Linked DNA regions of Homo sapiens: region 1 is linked to region 2. A link is a contact called in ENCODE Hi-C or POLR2A ChIA-PET data. All regions are on one chromosome and are shown on one strand. The core of a region is the stretch at or near the end of the contact, and the rest is flanking DNA. Distances in the headings are between cores, read along the strand shown. Region 1 holds the start of EXOC4 (exocyst complex component 4). Region 2 overlaps CHCHD3 (coiled-coil-helix-coiled-coil-helix domain containing 3).

What was found. Hi-C counts contacts between places; a loop is a spot of excess contacts on that map. ChIA-PET counts read pairs that join two places held with the same protein, here RNA polymerase II (POLR2A). Pooled maps may share reads with other maps.
Region 1: a loop to region 2 is called in a pooled map, with 6 times the contacts of the local background. The contact joins the promoter of EXOC4 here to the enhancer-like site in region 2. A Hi-C loop is called at or near these places in 1 of 37 single-sample maps with no recorded cell type and 3 of 50 pooled maps. POLR2A ChIA-PET finds 5 or more read pairs at or near these places in 3 of 52 experiments (GM12878, activated T-cell and naive thymus-derived CD4-positive, alpha-beta T cell).

What each region holds. Positions count from the first base shown.
Region 1 is chr7:133,251,711-133,258,926 of GRCh38, reverse strand. It overlaps EXOC4 (exocyst complex component 4), which reads right to left and starts at 5,849. Exons shown (of 18, transcript NM_021807.4): 1 at 5,740-5,849. The coding sequence starts at 5,825. RefSeq lists enhancers at 5,763-5,822, 6,033-6,082.
Region 2 is chr7:132,881,127-132,888,111 of GRCh38, reverse strand. CHCHD3 (coiled-coil-helix-coiled-coil-helix domain containing 3) reads left to right here. Exons shown (of 8, transcript NM_017812.4): 5 at 2,367-2,450. Among named protein-coding and RNA genes, the nearest start is that of MIR3654, 150 kb to the left of the region's middle. Within about 2 kb of position 5,216, at least 2 of the 41 ENCODE cell types and tissues checked have a DNase peak (open chromatin) inside an H3K27ac peak, as active enhancers do.

The sequences.
Region 1 (7,216 bases), core at 4,600-7,099, 370 kb before region 2:
CAGTCTTTTAATCTAATAAATGTTTTATATTTTATGTGTGTTTATATTTTACATGTTTTACATACACACATAACCATACATGCATTTAAATCTAGCTTCTTCAGCTGACTCTCAAATTACCAAATAATTACTATCTTAATTCAGCTGTACAAGATTTCCTGGTTACAAAGACAACATCCTGACAAATGGAATCACTCCAGTCAACGCGTCAAGGTTATTTCTGGTGGAAAATTAACATTATAGCCTGGTTGCTATCCGGCAAATTTATTAATATCAAAAGAATCTTCTTAACAGAAGAGGCTACAGATCCTAGAAAGGAGGAAATGAACATATGAGTGCCTACCGTGTGCCAAACTGTGCTAGGCACTTTTATATACCCTCATCTCATGTGATGTTCCAAAAAAACACAGATTGTATTAGCCCACTTTCCAAATGAGGAAACTAAGACGCGGTGGTTTTAAGTAACTGTTCCAAGGTTACACAGGTAATACAGCAAGTTTCAACTACAACACACAACCACAGCAATTCACACCACAGGCTGTGACCACATCTATGTACAAATAATGGCTTGAAAAAACCTGACCATACCACCACCATCAATACTACAGGCCTCAAAGCCTTCAGGAAATCCCAGTGTTAACAGTTACACGAGGTACACTAAGACATGGGTCCACGACACTAATTCTGAGCCAGAGTACGGTAATTGTGTTGCCCCTTACGTTCACATATGCTGCCAGACATCCCAGGACTTCCTGAAAGCACTGTTTCTGGGTATTCTAGTAGTAATTTTCAAACAACACAGCATCAGTAGGGCCAAGATGTCCCAGGGTACAAAGAGAGCTAGAAACCAAACACCATTATGTGATGGGCTCAAATGAAAAGAAGAGATGGTGATGGAAAGAACATTAACACCTCACCCAACTTCCAAGACTCGGCTCAGAACAGAGTGACTACTTTCCTTTCCTGCCACAAACTGTGTCACGAACCTCAAAGCTGTTCGTTCAAAGCCCTGGTCAAAGCCTGGACCCCTTCAACAAAGTTTACTTTGAATTAAACACAGGGCTGACCAAAATACTCTCCAAGGAGGAAGGGAATTTAACAGGTGTCTACAGTAAAGGATTTTCTAAGTTTTTGAAATTTCAACTTCTGTGAAGACATAAAAGTTGATGAAAATGTGAGCCTTCCACTGCCTTCAAACCTCCTTGACATCTGTAACCAGAGTGTGTCTTCAAAAGCTCTGCTCCAAGGTTTCAATAAGGTCTCCTGAAGTCACAACCAAAGTTTGTCTTCCCAATTAAACTGGTTATTACAGGCCAAGTTATAAAGTGACACAACATTTAATTGGAAAGCAAATCACCTAACAGTAAGTGGCAGACACATTTCCCAATTAAAAATCTGGCAAGAACTCACAGAAATAAAATATCTCCAAAATGCCATCTTTCTTATTTCCCATCTAGAGAGGCTGCCTCCTCTGACTTCCCACCAAACAAAAGGTTGGCAAAGGAAATCAACAGAAAAGTAGAAAAATTGTGTGTGTGCACGTGTGTGTGTGTGTGTGTGCGTGTGTGTAAACCATCCAAATTGTACATCAGCAGGTCAACAGAAAAGTAGGTGTGTGTCTGTGTGTGTGTAAAACTGTCCAAATCATACATCACACATCAGCACGTAATCAGGATTCTGTCCCCCCCGGTTAGTTCCATTTTAAAGGGCCAGTGGCAAGACTTAAAACCAAAAGCTGCAGTTGGCAGTAGCCTCCGACAAACTGAATCCCAACCACTATCTGTCCCCTCACCTAAGCCCCACCTCACAGGCCTAAGGGCCTCTTCTGTAAAGCCCTGGAAGTCCACCCTTTGAAACATCTGACTGCCCTGAAATATTTTTATTCGATAATTTTTAAATAATTAAGCATTTTTATTTGAGTCTCAAAGCACTTAAAAAATCATATAATACTTGCATTACAATTACACTATACTTCATCTTTATTTTTGGCTTTTAAATGCTTTAAAGTTTAAATACTTTATACTAGCAAAATAGAGTCGTTATTTAACTATTTAGTACAAGGGCTGGAAATAGCGATGAGATTCGGATATTCCCCATGCCTACACATACTCTGTCCTTAAGTCAAACCCTTATCCACCTGTAGTTTTTTGAATACAATATTAAAAATGACTAACAATAAATGCTACCCCAACTGTTAGGAAAAGCATTGAAAAAATACAAAATTTTATGATACATAATGTAGTACAGAAATTACATTTTTACACATCTGAGCAAGAGAATTAAAGGAGCATTTTTAATACTCACTATTCAAAAAAGAAAAACTACTACTCAGTGATACAAAAAGATATTTTTTAAAAAGCTAAACTGATCAAACTTTTCAAAAGACAGTAGACTCTCTAACTGTCGGTAATTTATTTTGTGACAAAATAAGTCCATGGAAACATGAAAGGAGCTAGCAGGTACCCGGTACATGTTAGGAATGCTCAGACCTTATAAACACGAGCCTAACATGGGTTTTCCTTTTTGTGGCTTGTTGCCAAAGCAACCAGGAAAACTATAGCCTTTGGGAGAGAATTTGAAAACAACGTTAAAGATAGGAGGAGATAATCAAAGTTTTATATGAGGAATTAAGAAAAAATGAATGCAGACCAGGCGCGGTGGCTCACGCCTGTAATCCCAGCACTTTGGGAGGCCAAGGCGGGTGGATCACAAGGTCAGGAGATCAAAACCATCCTGGCTAACATGGTGAAACCCTGCCTCTACTAAAAATACAAAACATTAGTCGGGTATGGTGGCGCATGCCTGTAGTCCCAGCTACTCGGGAGGTTGAGGCAGGAGAATGGTGTGAACCCGGAAGGCGGAGCTTGCAGTGAGCCAAGATTGCGCCACTGCACTCCAGCCTGGGCGACAGAGAGAGACTCCAGGACTACGTCTCAAAAAAAAAAAAAGGAATAATGAATACAATGTTGCAAGAAGGGAAACACAAAGGACATAAATTGAACAGAAATACAAGAAGCAACTTCCAAGTGACAGCACAATTTACTAACAAGAAACATACATTCCTGGTTCTCTTACCCGCAGGACTCTCCCCCCATTCCCCATCCCAAACACCAAAGTAATACTTCCATTGTCCTCTCATTCACTACCACTGTTTATAAAATTTAAACCACTGGGTATGTTCAAAAGCATATTAGGAAGGAAATAACAGGAAGTTATAGCTACCAACATCCTCACTCCAACACCAAAATCTCCCTGTGACTCAAAGAAATGTTGAAATACAAACACCAACACCATTCGGTCTTAAGGTCATATATAACAATGCATCCCAAGCCTTAATAAACTTGCCCAGGATACTAGGTCTAGACATTCCCTTACACCATGCTTGTAAAAACTATATCACAAAAGTGTTATGCAGTGATCTGAGGTGGTCAAGGATAAAGTAGAAAAATGAGGGCTGGGCACGGTGGTTCATGCCTGTAATCCCAGCATTTTGGGAGGCCAAGGCAGGCAGACAACAAGGTCAAGCGATCGAGACCATCCTGGCCAATATGGTGAAACCCTGTATCTACCAAAAATACAAAAATTAGGTGGGTGTGGTGGCGCACGCCTATAATCCCAGCTATGCGGGAAGCTGAAGCAGAAGAATCACTTGAACCTGGGAGGCGGAGGTTGCAGTGAGCCGAGATCGCGCCACTGCACTCCAGCCTGGGGACAGAGCAAGACTCTGTCTCAAAAAAAAAGAAAAGAAAAGAAAAGAAAAGCAATATAATGCACAACAGAGATCAAAGTAAAAAATACCTAGGCCTAAATCACAGTGATAAAATGAAGGTCATATATTAATAAACTGGCATAAGAGATGGATGGATAACCACAAAATCTTAGCCATCAAGCAGTAGGGGGTTCCTCCTGGAGAATATTAAGGAATGGTCAAGCAAAGGCAATGTATGTTCTGAATTAGCATTAGTAAAAAAAGCTTTAGGTTGGCTTTCATGCTGTTTTCAAAAATATGACATTTAGAGTAAATTCAACTGGCCCTGAGGAAAATACAAATAGCATAAAAGAAATGGGAACAGCCTGGAGAATCAAAAGTACACAGATGAGATGACACATTTCACTTTCATTAGAAACAGCCACTCCTCCTGGATTTCCATAACATTTCATGTCTCTCTCGTAGTCTTATGTCATCATTTTTACTGACATGTTTTATCCCCCAGGTAAACTATACTCTCCTCAAGGGTAACACTGTGCCTGCTTCATCTTTGCAAAACTCAGGGCATTTACTCATTAAGTCAACAAATATTATTCAATATGTAATACGTGCCAGACGCCATACTGTCAACTGGCACTAAATACCTATTGTTTAAATAAATGTTGACTATAAGGTAGAAAAAACAAACAAGTTCAAAAAAGGATCCAAATAATGTCCTGGTATTCTAATTCCACAGGAAATTCAGATGGGAAACAACAAACATTCTTATTGGAATTTTAGTATCATGAGATACATCTACACTACCTGCGTATTGTCACAGCGAGAATGTGGGCCTATAGATTCACAATACAACAGCACTTCCTCTGTATGGCCTACCAAGTATATTAAGCATTTCCACACAGAGATGTTTTTCTCTTAAGCCCAAAAGAAAATTAAAGTAATGATTTAATAGGCCATAATCTTAAAGCCTCCTAAATAAGACCCATAAGATGTGTCTTTGTCAGTGAGTGGTAAGCTGTTCTAATGGTTTGATACATGCATTCATTGAAGTGCTTAGTACCTACCAGATAATGTTGGGCCCTGGGTTTTGAAAAGATGATCAATACATTCCAGAAAACTTGCAAGAACTCAAACAAAAGTTTAGTATAGGTGGGGAAAAATAGAGTGTTTGTTTATGAAAAATAAACGAGTTGAAATTCAAATGCCAACAACGTAAAAAACGTGCCATAATAAATTTTATTTAGATTGGTTTTAGTCAGTACCTGCATCATATCCAAGATTCTTGAAAGGGTTCCCCCATCCTCAATATATTTCGCTTTTTTAAAAAAAAGCTCCTAAAAGATCCACCGCTCCCACTCCACCCCCACCCTAATCTTCTGGGAGGTGCAGAGGGGCAGTGCATGGAGGATAATTTGAAATTGGTTTGGTTCTGTTTTTTAAGGAATGGACCAGAATGCGGAGGCAGGGCAAAAAATTGAAAACCGATGTGTGCCTTCAAACCCAGTCCTCCTACCAGCTCACTGCAGATTCTTGTATTTGTGGCTGTGGCCACGCACAGGTGGTTGAAAGTATCCAGAGTGTGAAAACACAAATCTGCAACTCGTGACAGGAATCTCCGGACTCCAAGGCCTTACACCCCAAAGTCCAGGAAACAAGACGCCTTTCTCAGTGAGTGCTGCTACAGGCAAACAATAAACAAGCATTTTAGGAATCAATAAACACACCTTTACACCTGGTTTTCTCTACCAAACCCAAATAGCGTGCTTTGGGGTCCCGAGACTGTAATAGAAGGTGCTGCCCCTAAAGAAAAGACTGAGGCGGGGCTCCTCTCTCTATAGCTAACCCCAGAAAAAAAAGGTGGAGGGGGAATTGCTGGGGCCCTGGGGAGGGGTTAGAGCCCTGGGGAGGGGCTGCGGGAGGCAAGGAGGAAAGGGGAGAGCAGGGTGGGACCCAGCTAACCCTTCTCCCTTCCAAAGCGGAGGTCGAGCCGCTGCCCCCAGTCCCCAGACCCTGCCTCCTGCCTCCCTCACCTGATCACAGAGATGAGCAGCCCCGAGGGGTCTTTGCTTTTGCTGACTGTGCTTCTGTATTTCCCACCAGCTGCTTCTGCCGCCATCTTGGACGCGGGGAGAGCCGCTAGGCTCCAAGGAAGCCAAGGGTGCGTAAATTCTGTATTTGACCCCGCAGGAGTCTCCACCAATGGGTGAAGAGAATTCCAGAGGCGCGGAAGTGGAAAATCCAATCACTGAAGTGAGGAGGCGGGACTAAGGGAGCAAGTTTTGAGGCCACGACGCGCGTGTTCTCTCTAAGCACTCTGGGAGTCGTAGTTTTCCTTCTCCGTCTCCTGGGCGCGCAGGAAAGCTAAACCAGCTGCAACTTCCTAAGTCTTGTAATGAGTGTCTTCATTTATCTTTATTCTGACTTCCAGCTTTTTTCAGTTTCCTTGCTTTTAGAATTTTGTCAGGCTTTAAATCAAATTTATCTGATGATGCCAAAATGTGTTAGGGTTTGTATTTAAATGAAAGAGGGGTTCTCTGCCGGATGTCTATGTGCGAAGTTTTTGCCTTAAGTGCAAGTGATTTTTTAAAAAATCCAATAAAATACGAAAATGAATATAAGCAGAAATGCTTTTCTTTAGTATTCTGTAAAACTAATGTTTCTACATTAGGTTTATGTGGAGTTCAATTTTTCCCAATGTTCCTATATTTCCAGATAGTTCTAAAACCACACGTACAGGAATAAATGAATATTGATGAAGAAAAGACAGTATAAGCTAAAAACAAACAGACCACACTGCAGATTCCTTTTTTTTTTTTTTCAAGCTAAATGAAATACTTAGTAGTAATGCACATTTGTGTTAATACTTTTACCGGTAAGTTTTTAGTATTTCCTGCATTTGGTTCCGTTGGCTTAGTCATTAATTCATAAGACCAAATGAACAAAACAAAACAAAAAAGACCAGAATGTGCGTGGAAAGTGGTTAGACTGAGGAACAAGAATAATAATAATTTAAAAGTAAGGAAGGAGGTGGCCTGCTCAGTAGCAATAAAGATTGAAGAACTTAAAGGAATAGAAAGCAAACTAACTCAGAGGTCATGGAGTTGTGAGCAGCAAGCTCAGAACACATCAATTACTTTTATTAAATAGACATCGAGCTGGTAGAAGTTCACATTTTTAAAAATTAGTTGAAGATAACACACACACACACACACACACGATAACTTAAAAGTATTCATAACCTTTGGCCCAATAATTCCAGTTCTAGGGACTTTGTTCCTAAAGAAATATAGAGTATTGACATTTTTTAAATAACACAGAAGAATTAAATAAATTATGTAACATTCAAATGAGGAAATAACATATAGCTTCTGGAAATCATAATTTTAATGGCTTTTAAAGAAAATAAGATTTTTGGGCCAAGTGTGATGGCTCACACCTGTAATCCCAACACTTTTTGAGAGGCAGAGCCGAGCAGACCACTTGAGGCCAGGAGTTTAAGACAAGCCT
Region 2 (6,985 bases), core at 3,967-6,466:
GCCTTTATATAGCTTTTTTTCTTTTTTCTTTTTTAAGTGGTATACTTTGAGTACATATTTCATTTAGCCATTGGATTGGTTTGTTTTTATTTCTCTGCAATTCTAAACAACCTTGTAATGAAGTTTAAACAACCCTATAATGAATATCTTTGCATATAGTACTTGAGTACCATAAGTAGAGTTTTTAGATCTGGTACATAGGTATATTTTAAAGACTTGTTAATTTTATCCAGTTGATTTATAAAATGGGTATACCAATTTATATTCTGACCAGCAGTGTATAGGAGAGCCTATTTTCTTATATCCTTGCCAATATTGAGTATTTTTATTTTACATTTTTGTTAATTGGTAGATGAATAATGACACCATATTACCTTAATTGGTATTATCTGATTTGATGTGGGGTTGGGTTTTTCTCATGTGTTTATTATTTGTATTTTTCGTGTGTTGATTTCTAGTTTATTTGTGTATATTTCTTTTGTTGTTTTTCGGTGGGGAGAGGAGTGGGGGATGAGGCTTCTTTTTTCAGTGCTCTATATGTTAATAACATTAACTCTCCCAGTTACATGTTGGGATTTCTTTTCCTGTTTTTGTTACTTGCTTCTTCTTTGGATTTTATAATGCTTTTGTTTTATGCAGTTTCTTATGAGTCTATTCTTTTTCATTTTCTTTATTTATATTTTGGGTTTTTATGTTGAATTTAAAGAGGTCTTTTCTCTTTAGATTATGTAGTCATGTATATTAGATTTGAAATTCATTTACTTTTTGTTTCATATTCTTAACAGTCTAATAAAATTTTTACTATGTTGTACCAGGGAGCCATAGATTATATACTTGTATATGAATGTACTTTAATCTAATCTTAACATTGTATTTGTTTTTATTTATTCATATGCTTCCAAGCAGCATGTACTTTTCATTGAAATCTTCTATTCAAACTGTAACAGCATAGTGACATTAAAATGTGTCTCAAGTTAAGCATTTCCTTTTTATTTTTTCTCCATTACCTTCTTTGGCTTGCATTTTAAATATTATCCATCAGATTTTGTGTGTGTGTGAAATTAGGAAAAAACAGTACTTATGTTGTTAAATAACTGTTTATTTTATTTTTAACATGCTGCAGGATATTGAAGACAAAGTAAGTAGCAAAACAATAACCTATAAATGTGCAAGTAGTTCACCTAAACTAAGCAGATAGTTGAGTAGACAGGCACCTTGACATCTGAAACAGACAATACTTGATCATTTAGCAAAAGAATTTTGGTGAAATAGCACAAGGATGGGAATGCCTAAATATATACTTGTTAATGGATGGCTGGATGCATACAATTAAAGAAATGTATACACTTTACATATTAAAAGTAATATATATACTTTGTTTATTAAAAGATACACACAAAAATATATATATCTATATATAGTGTGTGTGTATATATATGTATATATACACACATATATACATATATACACATATATATACACACACACACTTTCTTATAAGTTGTAGTCAGGCATATATTCAGCATTCACTGAGCAAAAAATATGTTGAAAACAAAATCTAACTCAGAGTGATATAGGAAAGTCTCATCCCTCAGAGATAAAGGCCAATTAAACATAATATTCAAGATACCAACATTAGTTTAAGAAATGCATTTTTTTTTACAAATCTTGAAAAATATCGGTAAGTAGCCATCTTCATCATTGTTTAAAGAACCAAAAATATTATACTTGTTTTGATTTTGTTTTAAAAAATCTTGTAAATTGAAAGTACAATAACTAAAGCTTTTAAAATTACTTTTAAATATGGTTATTTATTATGATTATTTTGAATTATTGAAATAAACAATTATGGTAGTTTTTGTTTCCACTCTTCCATAACAATTAATTCTTTACATAAAGGGAAATAGAACAATGTATGTATTTATTTGCAGGTAATTAACTGTTCTTAAACACAAGATTTATGTACAAAATGTTATTTAGGCATTACTTTTTTGTTCAAAAAAGAGCCATGTATCTTATGCCCAGGATAAAATTAAAGTTTCATTGTACAAAATATTAATCCTTGAAATTACTCTTTGATAGGGAAGTTAAATAAGAGTCTGTTATGTGCTGTATTCTGACGTTTCCTAATATATTTGGACAAAATAGGACACAGCTGTTACAGCGGGAAAAAAAATACAATGCGGACTTCTTCTTTACATTTAAATACAGCAATCATCATCTTAATGTTTTTCTATGGCAGAGACCTAATAGATTGCAAAAATCTTCAGATTTGTATTCTTATTTCTAATGCAATTTATTCTTGACTTTTGCTTTGCTGTTGCTGCTTTTTCTTGATATAGTATATTCCTCATTTCTTTTTTTAGGCTAGGCAGCTGGAAGAGAAAGACCGAGTGCTAAAGAAGCAGGATGCATTCTACAAAGAACAGCTGGCTAGACTGGAGGAGAGGGTATGACTATTTTTTATCATTGATTCTATTACCACATCTGCTGTTTTCTTGTATATTTATTTAAAAATTAATAAATTAGAACTTCAACTGCTTTTCCTGGTTGTAAAGTGGCCAGGAAGTGAAGAAGCAAAGCAGGTAGTTAGTTCGTCCTCTGTAACAATGTCATTTTTTCTTTGGTCACTTTGGAATGGTTGCGTTATTTGTTCACTGATGCATTTTACCACTTGGGACCTACCGCAAATACTTTTCTTATATGTTTAGAATCTACATAGCCTCCAGGTCAGACAGTACACTGCTACTCTTATCTCTCCCAGACATTGACTAAACTTTAGTACACTCTTAAAAATGGTAGTGTTTTAAAGGATATATTTATCTTCTTTTATCTTTTCTTTTTTTGCTTTTTTCTTTTTGAAATGGAATCTCACTCTGTCGCCCAGACTGGAGTCTAGTGGCATGATCTTGGTTCACTGCAACCTCCACCTACCAGGTTCAAGTGATTCCCATGCCTTAGCCTCCTGAGTAGCTGGAATTACAGGCATGCACCACCATGCCTGGCTGATTTTTGTATTTTTATTAGAGACAGGGTTTCACCATGTTGGCCATGCTGGTCTTGAGCTCCTGGCCTCAAGTCATCTGCCTCCCTCAGCCTCCCAAAGTGCTAGGATTACAGGCATGAGCCACTGCACCTGGCAGGATATATCTTCTTTCTGAAAACTCAGTTTCACTGCATTTGTAGTTTAGAAATGAATGTCTCCTTCAGGAGAGGTAGATAGGAGCTGAATAGCAGAAGTTAAACATGAGTTAGGAGAAGGAAAAGAGATACGGCGTCAAGTCAGCATGGGTCTAGAATTGGACAGAGATGGACAAAAGAAGGCAGTGAGTTTAAGAATGAGAGTTTGAGCACCTTATCAGTGCCCTTTTCAATAAAGTAGATTGGTTATCTAGATTAATTTCATACATAGACCATGAGGTTGCAGAGTAAGCTCTCTCTCTTTTGAATGAAACCCTCCAAATTTTATTTGTTGAAAATGTTATTTGATAAGAAAATAGGAAAAAATAAGAAATACACTATTAACCCTCACTCAGTACAGTTATGTATATGTTAAATGTGTTTGCTGTCTCCATATGTTACCGAACTGAGTACCTCTTGAATGTAGGGAGCATTTTCTCATTCATGTAGCAGATATTTACTTAAGCACCCTGGTCTTGTGCCAGCAGCTATGTACTAGTGAAGAAAATGAGGTAAACATCTGTCTTCATGGAGCTTAAATTCAATTAAAACCAGAATACATATTGTATGGCAGGTTATGATAATTTCGGGAGGAATAAAATGGGAAAAGAGAGTCCCAGGGCTGGGGTTTAGGCATGGAGTTGGGTACAGAGGGAAGAACTCTCTGTTGAGATGACATTTGGGAAGAGGCCTATGGTAATAGGGAAGCAAGCCATTGCCAAAACCGTGAAGCAGGCGTGAACTTGGCATGTTTGGGAAGGCTGGGGGGTTTGGGAGCAGATGAACCCTCTGGCTGCTGTGTTGGGCAAGAGTTGAAGCAACAGAGAATTAGTAAGAAATTACGGCAGTAATTCGGAAAAGGGATGACTGGTGTGGGTCTGAGTGCCGACAGGGGAAGTAATGAAATGTGGTTCGGTATTTTAAAGGTAGAGCTGACCAGATTTGCTGATGGCTTTGAACATGAGTGAAGAAAGAATAAACTCTAGGTTTATGGCTTTTATAACTAGAAGGTTTTTCCACAGGTGAAGATTCTTAAGATATGGATTGGGATGTTGGTGGTGGAGGAAATCAGGAGTTTGATTGTGGATATGTTAAGCTCAGGACACTTAAGACATTGAAGTAGAGATGTTGAATAGGCATAAAGTGAAATGGTTTAGAGAATGTCAGTAATTTTTCCTGTAAAGGGCTGGATAGTAAATATTTTAGGCTTTGCACACCACATTTGGTTTCTGTGCAGCTCCCCACCTCTGCCTTTGTAATGTGGAATCAGAGAAAGCCAACTGTAAATGAATGAGTGTGGCTCTGTTCTAATTGAAAGACCCTGAAGTATGAAGCTCATATAGTTTTCACACATCACAAAATTTTGCTTAAATTTTTTTCCAACCACTTAAAAATGTAAAACCAAAAACAGGTACTGGGCCTGATTTGGCTCCCTCGTTGTAGTGGGCAGAACTCTGATTTAGAGCACAAGGCTCTGATGTCAGATGCCTTGGATTCAAATTTCTGACCTGGCATTTCCCTGCTGTGTAATGTGGAGCATCTTATTTTTCCTCTCAGTTGTTTCATATATTAAGTGATGATTTAATAGTACTTACCTCACTTGTTAAATGAGCTAATACTCATAAAGCACCTGTAATAGTATGTAGCACAGAGTAACCATTCACCCACTAATTGTTTTACTTCTATACCTAGAGCATTGTACATGGCTTAGAGTTTGTATTAGTCTGTTTTCTCACTGCTATAATGAGCTGCTTGAGACTGGGTAATTTATGAAGGGAAGAAGTTTAATTGACCCACAGTTCTCCATGGCTAGGGAGGCCTCAGGAAACTTACAATTACGGCAGAAGGTGAAAGGGAAGCAGGCACCTTTTTCACATGGTGGCAGGAGAGAGAGAGCGTGCAGGGGAAACTACTTTTAAACCATCAGATCTGAGAACTCTCTCACTTATCACAAGAACAGCCTGGGGAAACCACACCCATGATCCAGTTACCTCCCACCAGGTCCCTCCCTCAACATGTGGGTATCACAATTCAAGATGAGATTTGGGTGCAGACACAGAGCCAAACCATATCAGAGTTAGTAAATGTTAAATGAGTGAAAGTGAAAGTTTTTGAGGTGATATACTTGGCACCTGCTTTTCCTCACCCAATGACAGTTTTCTTTGTCATCAGGTTTTACTATGTTAGGTACCTTATAAACTTGCCTTTAATTATTGTCAGGTTCAAGAAAAGGCACTGAAAAATATTCTCCCATTTCTCATAGACTCACCAATTTGATTGGTACAAACGTCTGAGAAGATTTGTTTCTGGCAGATTGAACTTATCTGCTCAACAACTGCTCAACAAATAAACTGTTAGGCTTTTTGGCACCAAGTAGAACAAGTGGTAGAAGATTAGATAGACACGATATGATAAGATCAAATTATTGTGAATATATATATATATATATATATATATATATATATATATAGAATATATTGTTTTCCTTTTTGAAGATCAGCCTGGGAAGTGGTCATCCTACAGTTGAAACTGAAATCTGAGAAGCACCAGTGAGCTTAGAAAGCTAAGGTGGAATATATACACTGCTGTTACTTAATACTCGATAACTCCACATTAAGTAAAAGAAAGAATGTTAGACAAGGAGTCAGAAGGTATGCTTTTGTCATGTGGCTGTTCGGCAATTCACCTAATCCCTTGTGGTGTCTGGTTCTTTATCTGCAAAATGGGGATATACTCTGTTCCTTGCTCATCTTCATGGTGATTGGGGGTAGATCAGATGAGTGTGTAAAAGCCCCTTGAAAGCTGGAAAGAGCTTAACAAATATCAGCTGTTGCCATGAAAGAATATTTGCTTACTTTCCATTGTGTATAAGATAACGATAATCATAGAATTAATATTATTCAACTTCCTTGTGTCTTTTGCACATTTCTGTACAGTCCTGTTTTTGTTTGTTACTGTCATTCTCAAAGTACTCAAGTTGAATTTTGTCACTTTGGATTTCTTCCAGGAATATGTGAGAGACATTTAGGTCTCTAATGATGAAGTATTTTCTAGGCGTAATGCAAAAGATTGTAAAGAGATTTTCTTCTGTATTGTGATGGCAGTGAGAATTACAATGTCTAACTATTTCTATTAGGAATTCTGCACACACTTTTGTATTAGACAGTGTAAAAATGCTGAATCCATTAATTCGTATTGTAAGAAATGATTCTAATATTAATATAATTTGCAGAATCATCTAACTTACTAGGAAATCCAGGTTGCCTGTGGTTTAAAAGTGGACATAAGCACATATCTTTTCCTCTTTTAACTAAATGAAGTGATGAAACTATAAAGTAGATACCAGATGGTGTATCATTAATGGAGAGGGATGTTGCATCAACGAGTCTTTTACAGAATCATTCTGAGGGAGATTCCTGAGATAACCTTACCATCTGCGCATCAACTAGATTAACACAGCAATTGTACACGTTATCACTTTTTGATGACTTGAACTATTCATTTATATTGGCTTGATGCAGATTTCTTTTGAGAGTATGAATCAAAGTGCACTGAACATGTGAAGTACATTTAGTTCTGTAATACAGCTTGATTTGCCTCTTGGATCTATTTCAATAAACTGCTTGTTAATTAGATAATTCCCATGTGTGAATGGAACTCCCTCTACCCAGGTATTTATATTGGCCACTTCACCCAGGAGTCTGATATAATTTTCTTCTTTCACTAACTTGTTAGGAGTAATAAGTGTAATTTAACTGGACACTGATTTCACCCTTTTTAGAATGAGTTTTCAAAAGCAGCGACA